Regions from separate parts of the Homo sapiens genome. Here region 1 is linked to region 2. Evidence: chromatin loops called from intact Hi-C (ENCODE). Cell type or tissue: CD4-positive, alpha-beta T cell. All regions are shown on one strand. Links, peaks and the distances in the headings refer to the core of each region. The heading gives the core; the rest is flanking DNA. Region 1 has its middle 11 kb from the start of EXOC2. Region 2 overlaps IRF4 (interferon regulatory factor 4).

Region 1 (8,336 bases), core at 288-8,287, 300 kb after region 2:
CTAACCCTCAAAACTACTGTAATTTGCTGTATCTTAGACATCCTTTTTACTGAAGACTAATGATTATTTGGTCTTCTGTTATTCACAGGCTCTCAACTCCATGCTTGCAGATTCCTGCCTTATTCACTGTTGTAGATACCACAGAGCTTCCTAGCACAGTTATTCAATACATCAGGCTGCCCATTCAGTAACAGCACTCACCACAACCTGTAAATACAGTATTATCTATTTGTTTTCTAAAAATGTTTCTCTCCCCTCACTAGAATGTAAACTTAAGAGGAGGGATGCTGTAATGCTCATCCATGCCTCACACATAATAGATGCTCAACAAATACGCGTTGCCTCAAAAACAAAAATAAGAATACAGTACATTGTGATAGTAACAGAGTTGGAGGAGATGCCTGTGTCCAGTTGTCTAGTTCAAAATATGCTGAGTGGCCACTTAAAGACACAAAATTATCAGCAAAATTTGATATGTACACATCTTGACAATAAATGGACGATTGAGATGTTTCACCAAATACCACCCAGCATTGCCATGCTTTGCTGGAGCCTTCTGTGTTTTAGGATTACAGGACAATTTGAAATTCTGCAGGACTGCAAGTTTCAACTCTGTTTTAGCAATTCCTGGATTGGACCTATTAGTTAAGGAAGCCCCTTACATCCTTTTGTTTTAACCTTAATCGTACTATGGTGTGCTCCTAGCAAATGCCTTTAAGTGGACTTAACCATCTTCTTTTATGTTGGCTTCAGAGCTTTTTATATTCAGAGCTCTGTATATCAAAAGTCCTTAAAATAGTCAAACGTCTCCAATCAATTTTACAGCAAAACAGAGCTCTGTGGTTTTCTATTTACTTGCTATTTGCATATTTTAATAAGAAAATTGTAAATAAAGCTGGTTCTACAGCAGGGATATGGTATTACAATAGTGTTACTCCAACCATATGGCCGTGCTGCCATCCAGCACAATAATGCAGATGTGTTTTGCACCTGTGTTTATATCTGGGCGTCTCTGGCAGTGGGCTGTGTCTGTAGGTGGTCCAGAAGGAAAGGAGAAATTGAGGAGAGGCACACACTGCCAGAGATATGAGAGCCCAGTACCTGGAGAGAGGGAACAACTCAGTCAGAATGTGAAAATGTCTGTGCTTAGTGAGGACCTGGGTTCTCTCCCGGCCCTGCCAGCCCTGCCCTGTGCTGCAGAGGGCAGGAATAACCTAATTATGTGATTTTCTGTGAAAAAGGATTTAGATCTCTTTATGTTCTAAAAGAAGGATTTCTAACGGACCGCATGATAGCATTTTAACTTAAATTGCTAGCTGGGAGTGGGTGGTTGATTTTTTGTTTTGGGGTGGTTTGTTTGTTTTGTCTTGTCTTTTGGAATTCTCCATTTGAAGGTCCTCTTTATTCAGTGGGAACAAGGCCAATTTGCATTTTGTCAGTGATGTCAGCAGTAATAGGAAAGACATGGGAAATGGCACCATCTTCCCAGTTTTACCCACTGATGTGATGGTGTGCAGTGTGGACTGAGTCTTAGGGCAGCAGCCGCTGGCTTGCCACTCTGCACCTCCACTGTCCAGGCATATCACCCCACCCGGAGCAGAAGCACTAGCTGCAGCTGCACGTCGGAGGGAGACACGGTGCTGGCCTCTGGCCTTTGCTGCAGGATCTGAGCCTTGCTGACACTCATTTATGAAGGCTTCCCACTGCCCAGGAGCATCAGGATCGCCTTGCATATGAAACGCGGTATAAAGCCTGTCTTTATACCTCATTTCTTTTGATCTAACATGACATGAATTTTATCTGAGTTTTTCATTGCTCCCTTGGTTTTGCACAAACCCAGTAAAATATTTTTCACTCCTTAACAGCAGATTTCTCACCCTTTGTGTTTGGTAGGTTTCCCCTAAGATGCCAACTGAGCTGCGTTCCCCTCTCAGGCACACACTATAATTTCTGAAGGTGATGGCATGCACCGGAGTGCCCACCAGTTGTGTCCTGGCCACACTCCAGTGGAGGTCCCTGGATGTCCTGCCCCCTGCAGGTAGTTGCCTCCTGTGAGCTCATCTTTGAACTCTCTGTGGTACTAAAGGACGAGGAGTACATGCAGGATTGAAGATAATTTTCAGGACACACTTTAGCCAACAGTCTGAACCTTTGTTCTTCCTGACTGAGCCCTTGTAACAAAGATGAGAACATAGAACATAGCCAGTTAATTTGAGTTTGAATTTATTTTTTCACACCTGGTGAAGAAAATAATAAAAATGTTTAGCAGTGAGAAACTAAAAATGAAGAAATGAAAATATCCACAGCCCCTGAAAAATCAAGAGTTGACTATAGGACTGTTGGTTTGAAAAAAAAATTACATTGAAAATTCCAAACCTTACATTCTGGATCCTGCCTGATACTGACCCTGATTGTTTGACCTCTTGAGAGTTCCAGTTGTCTCATTTGAAAAGTAAGATAGTTGGATAGGAGAATCTCAAAAATCCCTTTAAGCTCAAAAATCCCATGACTGCACTTTTCTTTTTCTTTCTTTTTTTTTCTTTTTTTCTTTCTTTTTTTTTTTTTGTGGGAGAGTCTGGCTCTGTCGCCCAGGCCAGAGTGCAGTGGTGCAATCTCGGCTCACTGCAACCTCTGCCTCCCGGATTCAAGCTATTCTCCTGCCTCAGCCTCCCAAGTAGCTGGGACTACAGGTGTCCACCACCAAGCCTGGCTAATTTTTTGTATTTTTAGTAGAGATGGGGTTTCACCATGTTAGCCAGGATGGTCTTGATTTCCTGACCTCGTGATCTGCCTGCCTCAGCCTCCCAAAGTGCTGGGATTACAGGCGTGAGCCACCGCGCCCGGCTGCACTTTTTAATAAACAACGATTCTGCAGCAAGTCTCGGCTGAACTGTGGGGCCTTCTCTTCTGGCGCCTTTCTCTGGCCATCTGCGTAGAACAGGACATATGGGTGGTGGTAGTGGAGTTTTTCCAAATAACTGTATACCAGCAGCGGTCGTAGATCACACTGATTGTTCTGCTATTCAGTTAAAGGGTTTTTTTCTTCCAGGTGCTTCATTCTTTAAATGTGTTAGCTATAGCGCAATCCATTTTAAACTGGGAACTTGGTTACTTTCTCTGATCTTAAAGCAGATTGCTGGTACTTTTCTGTTTCTATAACTTTTTGCTCCTCTGTCCTTTCTACTTCTACACCTCCCCAAAAGCCTCTGCTCCGTGAACTAATGATGTTGCTTTTTTGTCCCTGGCTAGGTTATGGACATAGAAAGCCAAACCACAATAGGTTAGATGTGAAGTATAGTGATAAAGAGGAAAACAATATAATATTAAATATGTGGGTTGCATTTTCAATTTTGCATTTTTATTGAATTCCTGTTTTTCCATAAAGTAATTCTCCCTGAGCTCGGCCACATTTTTTTCTGAGGCCGGATATGTGAGTCTGTGTTGATTTGCAGCATTGTTGTGGTTTATATATATGTTTGACAGGATGCATATTCATTCCACTAACATTCATTAGAACTCAAATGAATGCACAGACATGAATGATAGATTTAAGCACACGTATCTGCTTTCCTTCTGAGAAACAATAGCTTTTCAGGACTCTGTAGACTAGTGAGGATTTTCAACAGAGTTTTATCTGAGAACAAATGGAGAATCTCTCTTCAATTAAATAATTAGAATTAAATCCTAGAAAGGCCACCTCAGTGGATGGTAAACCTTTTTGCAGACTTCATTTTGTGAAAGAAAATGCTCGTAATTGCTGCTTGTTCCTGCACATTGTTTTGTTTTGGATTTGTTCAAATATAATTGTTTCTGCTGTTAAGTCACCTCCTGTTTGCAAGCATGTATTTGTTAAACACATTGAGAAGGAAGTTTTCATTTTTTAGGAAAATCAGTTTTGAACTAGAATTCATAGACCATGCTTTCCTTGGTGACAATGCTGGATTGCTTCAAAGCACTGGTCCTCTTGCGCTGCCACGTGGAACGATGACTAGGCACTGTGTGATGAGGCACGATGCTGATTAGTATCCAGAAAAAAAGTCCTAAACGCCATGTAGCTTTCTAAGCTCTTGCTTTACATAAATATGCTGGTAACTACTGACTCTCAGTTTTGGCAGTGATTTTGCTAGTAAACATATTTTCGGGCCAGAAACCCTACAATGTAAAGTAGGATATTGCCCCCATTCCCCAGCCAAAAAAAAAAAAAAAAGGGAATGAAATGCATGGCTGTATCAGCCCTTGCCCCTCAAATGGTTTTTGGCATGCTTTAAGAGAAATAAAATATAAATTAATTCTCAAAGAATTTAGGATGCTCTTCCAGAAAGAGACGAGTCAGCTTCCCACATCAAACAGGGGAGTCTTTCACATATTTAGTCCATCTTCTATATTTACAGAATTTTCACATTACTTTCTTTTCTTGGTTTACAACAATTCAATAATTCTTTTCTTTAAAGCTGTCTAAGAAATCTGTGTTTCACAGATCCTAGAGGCAGTGCAATTCTCGACAGCACTTACAACAAAGGTTTATTTTCACACAAATTGTCTAGCTACTAATTCAGAGAGGTCTTCTGTGTATGCACATTGGAGTAATTTAAGCTCAACTGTTTTCAAGTCAACAAATATTGACATTTGCCTGTTACACCCCAGGCAATGTTCCTTTTTCTACACGTTCTTTCTTGCTTTCTATAAGTTAGGCTAATCCACTATTAAAGTACAGACACGATAATTCAAATTATTATTGAAATATTAATTTTCCAAAAACAAAACAAGGAAAACATATTTTGAATGGTGGGAGGTGTGGACAATAAATGGAAAATCCAGGTTTGTCTCCTTTTTATTTTTTGTGCCAGGTCTTCTTTGCTCAGTGTTTACGATTGGGATTGATACAAGTCAGTTACCTAAGAAATTCTGTTGGAGAAACTAGCCACTAAAACTCTGACGAATCTGTCTTTCCTGCTTATTTTTCAAGCACACTCTAACATATTTAAATCAGCAAATTTCTAGCAGAACTGAATAAAGTCTGTCCTATTGGTCAGGCTTATGTGTAAACACAGTTATGTAAGCAGTACTTGAGGGCAGAAATTGTCCCAGGCACAAGCTATTGTCGCAACTAATCTTTTTACAACTCAAGGATGAATAAACTCACGACTTTAAAATGTTGTGCCCCATAGTCTATTAATCTTTCCATCTTTTAATGCAAACTTATTCATACTGGAAAAATTATTCACATATACATTCACATACACATTATTGAGACTTCTATTGGAAATATGTAGAAATACTACGTAGGCATTTGTAAACTTCAAATGATAAGTATACAATTAAGTACACATCATGATGACTATTTTTGTAAAATGATTATAGCTAATTATTCAAAAGTGTTTGAAATCTGTATGTACATCCTGATTAGGAATCTAATAACTACATATTAAAATTTTAAATTATTAGGAATGTTATGTTTCACAACATTTAATGAACCTAAATAATTTAGAATACTGACCTTATAAAACATGTTTTATAGAATACAGTTAGTTTTTAATGGAATCAAGGCTTTCTAGTTTATTCAATGAAATTTCATGTTTTCTTAGCTTACAAACTAATAGCAACATCAATTTAACTTTTATGAACCTAAGCTCCCTTACATTTTAAAGTAGAAATTAGAATATTTCCCATTGTAGAAGCATTTTGTGATGTAAAAACAGTATTTAGTGAAGTACTTCCACGAAGTCTCAGCAATCTGCTTATTTAAATATGAAATAACTAAATATAAAAACATAGTAATTTTGATCAGTGAGCTTATGCTGGCATCCTTTTTGCATATTATTAATAAATTGCTAATATTTATAATTTAAAATAGTTTCCAGTTGCTGAGGAGCACTTAGAGATGAAAGCCTTCTTTCGTGTATAAAAATTATGGGAGTCCCAGATGTGAAAATTGCCATCTATTTTTTTGGTTACGGACACACCCCAAGTTCTCCTCAGGCCATGGTAAACATAATGCACAGAGATCCTGATGGCCAGTCCAGGAATGCCCCACGTCCGGAAGCACTGAGTACATCATGGCCACCAGAACATTCCACAAGGTTGAAGCGAGCACTTCGGTCTGCAGATGAGGGTGGTGACAGACATCAATTAGGAAATTGATGTCAATTTAAAAATTCCTTTTGCATGAATAATTCATCTTCAGTTTATAAGGATTATTATTCCTGTGCCTTTTTATTTCCTGAAAGTCACACTTCAATATTAAGAAGAAAGAATTTTACAAATCCAAAAATGACTGACAGCAGGCAAGTGAGAACTATTAGTTAACCGATCAAAAAAAAAAAATGAGTGGAAGTGGACAGAGACGAAAACTGGCAAAAAACTGATTATAAGTTTCTCTATGCCTTCCTCCCTTCTTCTAGCCCACCTTTATATTATTTTTTAACAGAACAAATTTTCCTGGGAAAACTAGAAGTCTTTTTATTCTGAAACAGTAACAAGTAACTTCCATGACTTTGTCGTTTTAGCTTTCACTCTTGGTGAAGCTCAAGGCAGTGGCAGATGAAGGCAGGCCTCCTGCAGCTGCCAGTCACTTTTCCCTGCTCAAAGGGCCTCCCACTTCATCATGGGCAAGCCTCACCTGGCAGGTAGCCTAAGGGAGGGCTGTGGGTCACTGCCCACCACTGTCCTCTAGCACATCCACACATGTACACATGCATACCCCACCCCCTGCATACACACACCTGCATTCACATGCATGGATACACACATGCACGTATGCAAGCACACGTGCACATGCACACACCACCCCCCACGTACACACACCTGCACTCACAGGTACACACAGATGCAGACATGCACACCCACCCACATACATGCATACATCCACACAGCCCTGCATACACGTACACATCCATGCATACACCTACACATCCATGCATACACGTCCACATGCAAACACTCCTACATCCTCACGTCCACACTCACATGCACATACGCACAGATGCATGCACATACCCACACACATGCACACATCCACGTCCACATCCACACCCACACACACTGTTAAGAAAAGATTGAAAACTTAAACTGAATTTGGAGGTAGCAGCTACTAATAAGAGTTGCAGTGAGCTAACTGGGGACAGGTCCCACTGGAAATCACAATGGTGGGTGTCAGGAACTGGGGGGAAGAGGCTGCAGGGCTCCGGGCCTTTAGGATGTTTAGATTCCATTGTATCTTAGCCTCGTTTTAACCTACCTTGTATCATTCTGTCTCATCAATCATAATTTAAATATTTGTTTTCTCTACATCTCTTTGATCTTTTCTGTAAATTGTGGTCTTTGACAGAATTTTATGTGAAAAGAATGCTGACAGTGGCATTCGAATTTTTTAAAAAATTCTCTCTGATTAACACATTTCTCTTTTGTGGCTGAACCACTCATCATAGGAGGATTGTTCACTGGTCCTTTGCTTTCAACAGCTCTTAAGATCATTTGTGGATTGTGTAACTGGAGAATTGTGTTTGGGAGGGTTTCGGCTTCCTGGCCACAAGGCATCTTCTCTCCCATCTTGCAGTAAGTTGACCGTCTTTGCGCTGGACGATCTGCAGGCCTGGTGGTCTGAGAGGTACCTTGCTCTCTTAGTTATAGTGCCTCTTTCTGCGTGTGTCACGAGAAAGTGTTCAGAAGAACCAATGTATTTTCCCAAGAAAAAGAAATCAGGAACCTGGTGTATTTTGCCTGATGCTTTAGGTAAACTAATCCAAATCAGGTGAGTTGTCTGTTGTTTACAGTTGAATGTCAAACAGAGAAAGCTGATACATAGATCCAATAACTCTGTTATCCCACATTGTACATAGACTCCAACTTTCTGTCTAAGTCGTTAAGTTTCGAGGGAAAGCAAAGATGAGAAGGTAGTTCATACTTAGGCTTTCCTGTTTTGTTTTGGGTTTTTTTGCGTACCATTCAGCAACCTTGTCCCTCCTTGGTGTGCTCTGCAGGTGGTGGCCCACCCTCTGTCATATAAATCCTCCCGCCTCGACTTTGCATTTTGTGAGGCATAGTTGTGAAATTTTAGAAATTAATTGCTTTTGGGCAATGCCTAGATTCAGCTGTGAATGAGTCTGTGCACAGATTGTAAAACATACTCTGGCCTCGTTCGTCTCTGTTGAAAGGAAATGGCAGCCTCTTGCCATACCAGGAAAGGGTAAGTCACAAAAAGTGATTTTGCTCTTGTTTATTCTGTGACGTACATTTCTTTGAAAAACATTTTAGTTTTTCAACCCCAGAAGGGAAACCATCAGCCATGCTAAAATTTATTGTTAAGCCTAGCAAAGTGGAAATGATCGTGGAAAATA
Region 2 (8,336 bases), core at 115-8,114:
TCTCAGCCTCTCCTGCACTCCTTTACCCCCGTCTCGATGCCAGTGCTTCTTATCTCAGCCTCTCCTGCACTCCTTTACCCCCGTCTCAATGCCAGTGCTTCCTATCTCAGCCTCTCCTGCACTCCTTTAACCCCGTCTCGATGCCAGTGCTTCTTATCTCAGCCTCTCCTGCACTCCTTTACCCCCGTCTCAATGCCAGTGCTTCCTATCTCAGCCTCTCCTGCACTCCTTTACCCCCGTCTCAATGCCAGTGCTTCCTATCTCAGCCTCTCCTGCACTCCTTTACCCCCGTCTCGATGCCAGTGCTTCTTATCTCAGCCTCTCCTGCACTCCTTTACCCCCGTCTCGATGCCAGTGCTTCCTATCTCAGCCTCTCCTGCACTCCTTTACCCCCGTCTCAATGCCAGTGCTTCTTATCTCAGCCTCTCCTGCACTCCTTTAGCAGGTTCACAACTACATGATGCCACCCCTCGACCGAAGCTGGAGGGACTACGTCCCGGATCAGCCACACCCGGAAATCCCGTACCAATGTCCCATGACGTTTGGACCCCGCGGCCACCACTGGCAAGGCCCAGCTTGTGAAAATGGTAAGGAGGATACCAGTGCAGGAAATAGAAGAGCTAATTGCTAATGTGGCCATGGGCCATGGCGAATCCTGGTCTGTCCTGGGCAGCACCAAAGCTCTTTCCCCTTCTTAGAGGCTGCGTGTGCAGCTCGGGGAGAGGGGGGTTTTCTCACTCCTGTGGGATGGTGGCATCCCACAGCCAAGTTTACTCTCAGGATCCATGCTAGGCACTGCCCTTCGTGGGATCTTATTTAAACACCACAGAGATCACTCCAGGCAGTGGAAAACAGCCCCCCACTTTTTATATAGAGAGGAGATTGTGGAAGCTCATAAATAATAAGTAGGGATGCTGGGAGATTATTGAGCTGGTATATTTCTCTCGAATAGTGGTGTGTTCATTGTTGCTATTGTTGGAATTAGAGGTGATACTAAAAAAGGAACGGAAAAATACCATGGCAAACACATAAAACGTCTCTACAGGTGCCTACCTACCACTGGGTCCCAGAAAGACTTGCTGATTGTGGATTAGATGTGGTCCCCTGCCCTCGGGAGTTCCCCAGACATCAAAATGAGCTCCCTCAGCAGAAGCTCTCATTAGCTGGGTGCAGGGAGAATCTAGCAATGCGGTAACTCAGGCCTTCAGGACTTTTGAGTTAGTTACTTAAATGGAAGTCCTGAGACAGGTCAACACACTGAACCCTTTGGATGTTTTAGGAATATTTGTTCCTTTGCAATTTGGCCTTTTTTTCCCCAGTCATGTTCAGGTTATCCTTGGCTGCAGGTAGTGAAGAGGTGTACCACTCTTTAATGTTTGTACTGAGTGGCATGTTCACAAAAAAGCTCAGAATTCAGTTGCATTGGCTTTTCAAGAGGGATTTGCAGCAAGGGCTGGTTTCCAATATGGTAGTGGAGGAATTGGCTAACATAAAACTAGCTCCTGAAATTCAGACTTGCGTTTACTGCTCTGGCTCTATGGAATTAGTAACCATGGGAAAGAGGCAATGCTTAGAACTGTGTAAAGTGATGGAGTAGGTAGAGACCTGTCTTGAAGCATCGGTAACAGTAAATGAAGCAGCAGCAAGATCAGGTGTTCTGTGCCACATTCTTTTTCCATTCATGTTTCATACAACATTGTCTTCAGGAACATGGTTCAGTGTTCTCCCAACCCACAAGAGACAAGCAAAATAAAAATGGACTAAATAATTTGCTAGTTTTTAATTGGGCTCTTTGGCACAGACTCAAGTAGACCTGAACTCTCAGCTCTGTTGTGAACCCGCTTTGTGAACAAGGACAAAGCATGTCATCTGTCTCTGAGCCTCAGTCTCCCTGTTAGTCAGTTACAGAGAGAGCGCTCCAAGTTTCCTTCCAAAGCTGTGCACTGGCTCGTTTCTCCATCAGCTTTGGTTTTCCAGTTGGTCTCCAGCTCATCTTTGCCTCACAAGAGCGTGCCCTGCTAGTTGCTGGTGCTGGGAGTGGGTGGGAAGGTGATTGGGCGCCAGCCCCTTCCTTCCCAGGCTTCACACACACACCCCAGGAAGCCCCGCGGTGCGTCGGACTCTCTGTCTAGACATCATCTGATTTTTATTTGCAAATGCAGGTTGCCAGGTGACAGGAACCTTTTATGCTTGTGCCCCACCTGAGTCCCAGGCTCCCGGAGTCCCCACAGAGCCAAGCATAAGGTCTGCCGAAGCCTTGGCGTTCTCAGGTGAGTGCAGGGTTTGCTCCTGGAGGCACCGCAGGAGGCCAGCCTCTGCTGCCAGCTCTGTCATCTTTGGGCAGATTCGATGGGACTTTAGACACTTGCTTTGCTCCCTCTGGGGTCTGGAGTAGATGTAGACACATCCTGTGTGTGAGGTGACCAGGGTGATTTAGGAGCACCATTAGAAAACCTGACATCACTGCTTGTGGTTCTGCTGACCGTTTCAGCCACTGGCTTGAATGGAGTCATTTTGGCTTCTTCACTGGCACCTCTCTGAATTTCTAGGAATGTGCCTTTACCTTTACCGAGGGCCCCTCTTCAGCCAACATTCTCACGATGTGGAATAATTGCTTGGAAGTGTAGAAGGGCTTCTCATTTTGAGAAGCTGATCATCCTTCCAGGTTGAGCCACAAATAAGTCCTCCTCCTCTACTCCCTGGGGACATTAGTTCTGGTCCCTCATCTCTAAAACATTGATGTGCCTAAGAGTAATACACATTTTGGTCTTCCTCTGAACTTTAATATAGCTTGCAAACAAATATGGATTCAATCTGATTTTTAAAGTTTTATTTCTAAAAAAAAAAAAAAAATCCCTGCACCATGGAGATCTTACCTACTATAAAGAAGGCACCTCTAGGCTTGGCAAGCACACGTGCTATATGTATATTTATTTTTCAGATAATATTTTGGATTGTTTTTAAATGGGATTTGTTTTTATATTAAAACCAAATAGCTTAAGGTTTGGAATTCTCATCTTGCCCTCTGGCATCTTTAAAAATCAGTGATGAAAAATACTAACTAAATTCTGAAGGTTTCAGGGAGGCGAGAGTTGTGGCACTTTTGCTGCTCAGAGGGGAGCTGGAGTTTGACCTACCAGCTCTTTCTAGTTGTGAATGAGGCTTGCACCTTTTTTTCTGAGGTGCTCGTGAGTAACTGAGGATGCCCTTTGGGAGGAGGTGCTTCTGAGCAGGAAGGCTTGTGTTTGTTTTTAGAAACTTTCAAACCCTTGTCTTGAACACCTAAGACTTGTGTGGGTGCCTGAAGAGTAGGAAATAAACAGCTATTTATATCTCGGCAACCTCGTGATTTCTGATGACATTAAATGAAATGAAACCTGCCCCGAGAATCACCTCGAATGGCCAACACCCACTCTCTTTGGGGCGCACTGTCTGACTCGCTTTCAGACAGTGTGTTGAAGCAGAGAATTGAGACAGTGATGTGGGTTAAGTCTCAAAACCTGCTGTTGAGGAATAAGATAGTTTTGTGGGTTTCTTTTTTTGGTATGCATGATACAGATTAATTATCAGCCATGAGCACATTTATTAGATAACTGTGATTCCCATTGATTTTGGGGTTCCATACAGTTACCAGTGGCAGCTGCCTCCTGTCTGTGCCACTCCCCTGCGGTCTGGCTGAGGAGCTTGTGCAAACCCAGCTTGGTTCTTTCAACTCATGGGCGATATTTTAAAGAGGCTTCTGAAATCAGCAAAACGTTTGTAAATGGATTCATCTTGTTTAAAGTTTCAGAGAGCGCAGTTTTAGAGTTCTTTTCAAACTTAAACACAAAGCCCAGTGGGAATTTCAGCAGACTTTACATGAACTTTTAGAGTATTTTTCTCATTAATTTCTTTCTTTTCACAAGAATTAATTTTGTGATAAAAACACCACATATCCAGTGTGGAAAACTAATTTAAAAATCAGAAAAACAAAAATGGAAAATAAAAATATCACATTCTACCACCCAGAAATCACCATTAAGGCCTCAGTGCTTACCCTTTAATGTGTGTATGTGAGTGTGTTTATATATAAATTATATAGACATAAATAATTAAGCACCTAATTCTATATATAATTTATATATGTACACACACACACACACACACACACATTTGCTTTTTACCTAAATGATGTCATGTTATTATTTTGGGGACGTTTCAGGTATGTGGACCGACTTGCTTCTTTCTGAAACACCGTTATATTTTTTGCTAGTATAAATTAAACTTAGGGTTCATTTCCTCCAAAGTAAAAATTGATTTGCTTAAAGATGAATTTTCATTCAGTGACACATGACTTAAATGACATCACCACTATCATCATCATAATTCACAAATAAGACTTAGCAAGTTCTTAATAGTGATGCTCTATAATAGGAATTCAACTTACATTTCCAGAAAATTAATGAAAGATACACTTGTTCCTTAAAAAAAGAGTCGGTGGCCACATACGTTTGTAATATGCTGGTTTAGACAGATTAAATGGGTTTCTTTCCACGGGACTTCTCCAAGTGTTGACCGAGCTCATGCTGTCTGTGGATCTCTGGGGGAGACAAGGGCACGCTGTGTTTCCCAGGCCTCCTTGACGCGGGAACCTTTTGTTCCCCCACGGGACATGTGGGACACTAGAGTTCCACCACAGGTGCTTGGCTCTGTGGAGTCGTTGGCCTCGAGGTGGTGTCCTTGGCCCCCAGCACTGACTCCGGAGCTCTGTGTTTGCAGACTGCCGGCTGCACATCTGCCTGTACTACCGGGAAATCCTCGTGAAGGAGCTGACCACGTCCAGCCCCGAGGGCTGCCGGATCTCCCATGGACATACGTATGACGCCAGCAACCTGGACCAGGTCCTGTTCCCCTACCCAGAGGACAATGGCCAGAGGAAAAACATTGAGAAGCTGCTGAGCCACCTGGAGAGGGGCGTGGTCCTCTGGATGGCCCCCGACGGGCTCTATGCGAAAAGACTGTGCCAGAGCAGGATCTACTGGGACGGGCCCCTGGCGCTGTGCAACGACCGGCCCAACAAACTGGAGAGAGACCAGACCTGCAAGCTCTTTGACACACAGCAGTTCTTGTCAGGTAAGGCACCTCGTTATCTGTTAGAATGGAGGTGGTGATGGCCTGCCTGCCACAGGGGTCAGAAACCACAGGGTCCCTCCCACCCCAGGCTGAGGTCTTCCTCCTGTTGACTTCGGCGCCCACTGGGCTTGGGGCTTGACTCCAGTAGAGATCTTCTGTCTGGCTCTGTTGTGGGCAGAGAGTCCGGATCAGATGGTCCAGGTGGACCATGGCTCAGGCTGTTCTCTTGCAATTCTGGTTTTCAGCAGTCGCCTCTTAAAACAGTTCCATTTCATTGCACTATGATCTCGACAAATACGTCTGCTGATGTGGCGGCTCTTTTCAGGTTCCCAGAAAAATCATAAAGGTTGGAAGCATATTGTTAACATTCTTGGTTGTCAGGTGTGTCACCCTCATGCAGATGCTGGCCCACGAGTGAGACGGAGGGTGGAGTGGACTGTACTGGTTTTGCACAGGAGAAGTTATAGGAGAGTGCTATAAGTTGGCTCTGTGATATGAACATTTCTAAGCATATTTTTCAGAACCAGTGAGTTTTGTTTTTCTACCTTGGATTTCATGACAATTCAGCGAACCTCTGGCTGGCTTCTGTGAAGCCCCTCGCCCTGTCATGCTGGGCTTCCTCACTGGCTTTGTGGGGCTGTCCAGGTGGAGGGAGCCTCCCGCGTGGGAGGGAGCTGCTCTACCCGCCACTCGCCACCCCACCGCCAACTCTTCCTCTGCCTTTTCCCAGTCCTGTCCCTTCCTGAGCCCCTTCAGAAACTCCTGTGTCTTTGATTTCTCATGTGCCTCCCCTTTTCTTGAATGTGCTTCTTCATTCAACTTATTTAAAATAAAAATATGACACGTCTGTGTGCTCTGGCACTGTTGACATGTGCTCGTACTTCTGGGTGTAAGTGACCCAAGTTTTTGTAAGCTCATCCAGATTTTCTTTTGGTGCCCAAAGCAAATATGTCCCCAGATAACTAAGCTTCAGGCCAGGTGTGGTGGCCCATGCCTGTAATCCCAGCACTTTAGGAGGCTGAGGTGGGCAGATCACTTGAGGCCAGGAGTTCAAGACCAGCCTGGCCAACATGGCAAAACCCCGTCTCTACTAAAGATACAAAAATTAGCTGGGCGTGATGGTGGGCGCCTGTAATCCCAGCTACTCAGGAGGATGAGGCACAAGAATCGCTTGAACCTGTGGGAGGCGGAGGTTGCAGTGAGCTGAGATCGCACCACGGTGCTGCAGTTTGCAGGACAGAGCGAGACTCCATTGCCCCCCGCACCACAAAAAAATAACTAAGCTCACACAGAGGCTGACCATAGGAAGAGGGAGAACTGTGCTGGTTCCCCGAGGCGGCGGCAAGTGAGGAAGTCACCTGGGGCTGGACACCTCTCATTCTAAGGGCAGAACCATCCCCAAGCCCTGGCCAGGGCGGTCCCATCCTTCTTGGGGTTGGGCATGGTGTTCATGGGGGACCAAGGAAATTGAAGGGCAACTGGGGGGACCCCCCCTCCCCTGTCAGCATCTCCTGTGTCTGCCTTGGGATCTGGAAGAGCTCACATGGGCCAGGAAGGCTAAGGCCCACTGGGCCTGGATTTCTGAAGACTCTGGACCTTGGTGCCAGTGGATTCAGAAGATACCACAAGGTGAGGGCTTTCTAATGAAAGTGTCACAAGGAACTGGCACTGGCTTTTCTGAGTGCCTCTTGCTGGGCGTTTTTAGGGAGGTAGAGCCCCCGTGGTGACTAAGCTGGAAGGTGCACATTGAGTCACAGGTGCACTGCGTGAGAGACAGCACAGGCAGGGGGTGGACGCCTGTGAGTGTCCTGGGGCTGTAGACTTGCGCGACTAGAACTTACTATTAATCTGTGAGCAAGAGCTGGTCTTGGCTTTCATTCCTTCCTCTGTAACCAAGGGCTGTGCTCTTTGCCCACTGCAGCCTCTCACCTCAAAGTGTTCACTGAGGTTCAAGGAGGATGCTGTGAACGTAAAAACTGCAGCTGTGCCAACCAGCTTCTGCATAATTAAGGATTCCCACCAAACACTCTCATGTTATCTAGGGTTGGAGCCATGCTTTCTCAGAGAATTGTGCCAACTCGCCATTCTGATTAGCCTGTGTAGGTGTAGTCTCAGATCACGGCAGTGTGAATGTATTTTACAGATTCTGACTAAGTCATTTGGGTTTGATTTGAATTCTGGAAAAAAAAAAAAGCAGGAAGTCAAATAGTCCTGTAAGTTAGCTAGAAACTTCTGTTCAGTTGAAGAGAACAGTGGAGATCTTTGATATCTTCCTATTCAGGTCTGCACAGCACTAGGGACAGCCCCCAGGGCCCGGCCCGAGGGTGTGTATCTGATAAGGACGCGTCTGTTCTGCAGAAGCTGTAGCGGCTCCTGTGTCAACTCGTTTCTTTTGCGGGCGTGACATTTTATTGTAGCTACAGGCAGAAGATTTGTCTTGTGTACAGGGGAGGGAGCATGGGCTAAAGTCAGGGGATGGGCACTTGTCTTTCCAACAATGTTCCAGTCCGTTTTGTATCTTTTGGGTAGGTGTGGTGGCTTCAGGATGTACATGTGTATATCCACAAGCGGGAGGCCAGGGGGGCTGCCCCACTCCTGTTCTCAAGTCAAGTTACTGTTCCATCCCTGGAGACAGGCAAGAAGTCTACTCAGAGTTACACAGTTCAGGCATAGTGACAGTGGGACTCAGCTGCCGATGGCTGGTGCTCAGTCACCACGTTGACGTTACATATTTTCTGTGGTGCCTGAGTTACGTGGATGTCCGCAGTAGCACAGATACTGGATTATGTGGGCTCTGTAGTGAGGGGATGAGGTTTTAAAATGATCCTGGGATGTCGAAACATTCTGATTTTTTAAATGAAAACTTGTCCATGGCATAAATTGGTCTTTTGCCATTGCGTGACTACGTTTCTTGTTCTTTATCTCCCGACTTCACTGTGGTCTACTACCTTTTGAATCTTCGTGGGTCCAATGCTGCAAAGCAGTGTTCTTTAGCTGTCGACTAGTTCCTCTTGAAGAATCGAGGGAGACCGAGGGCCCTGGGGGGAAAGCACCCAAAGGAATGCATACATGCTATTTTGTATCTGAGATGTTCACATCAAGAGCCCCACTCAGCGGAGTAAGAGTGCTCATTCCTCTTGCAGTGTTCAGAATCACAGTAAGCTCTTGCTTCCTGTTTAACCTGGTGTGTTCGGTGATGAGGGTTTCTGAACATGGTCTCTTTC

What was found. Hi-C counts contacts between places; a loop is a spot of excess contacts. Peaks named below come from ENCODE experiments on the same cell type or tissue, not always from the same donor. Only the 100,000 strongest peaks of a DNase experiment are listed, where the experiment ranks them.
Region 1: a loop joins it to region 2, with 2.3 times the contacts of the local background. A loop is called at or near these places in 7 of 110 quality-filtered maps.

What each region holds. Positions count from the first base shown.
Region 1 is chr6:700,256-708,591 of GRCh38, forward strand. No RefSeq gene overlaps it. Among named protein-coding and RNA genes, the nearest start is that of EXOC2, 11 kb to the left of the region's middle. RefSeq lists an enhancer at 1,076-1,595. In CD4-positive, alpha-beta T cell, for the core only: no CTCF peak of the experiment used is centred there; no DNase peak of the experiment used is centred there.
Region 2 is chr6:396,666-405,001 of GRCh38, forward strand. It overlaps IRF4 (interferon regulatory factor 4), which reads left to right. Exons shown (of 9, transcript NM_002460.4): 5 at 443-587; 6 at 2,163-2,270; 7 at 4,759-5,112. Among named protein-coding and RNA genes, the nearest start is that of IRF4, 9.1 kb to the left of the region's middle. RefSeq lists enhancers at 3,295-3,414, 8,305-8,336. In CD4-positive, alpha-beta T cell, for the core only: no CTCF peak of the experiment used is centred there; DNase peaks (open chromatin) are centred at 3,356 and 7,448; H3K4me3 peaks cover 943 bases; H3K27ac peaks cover 28 bases.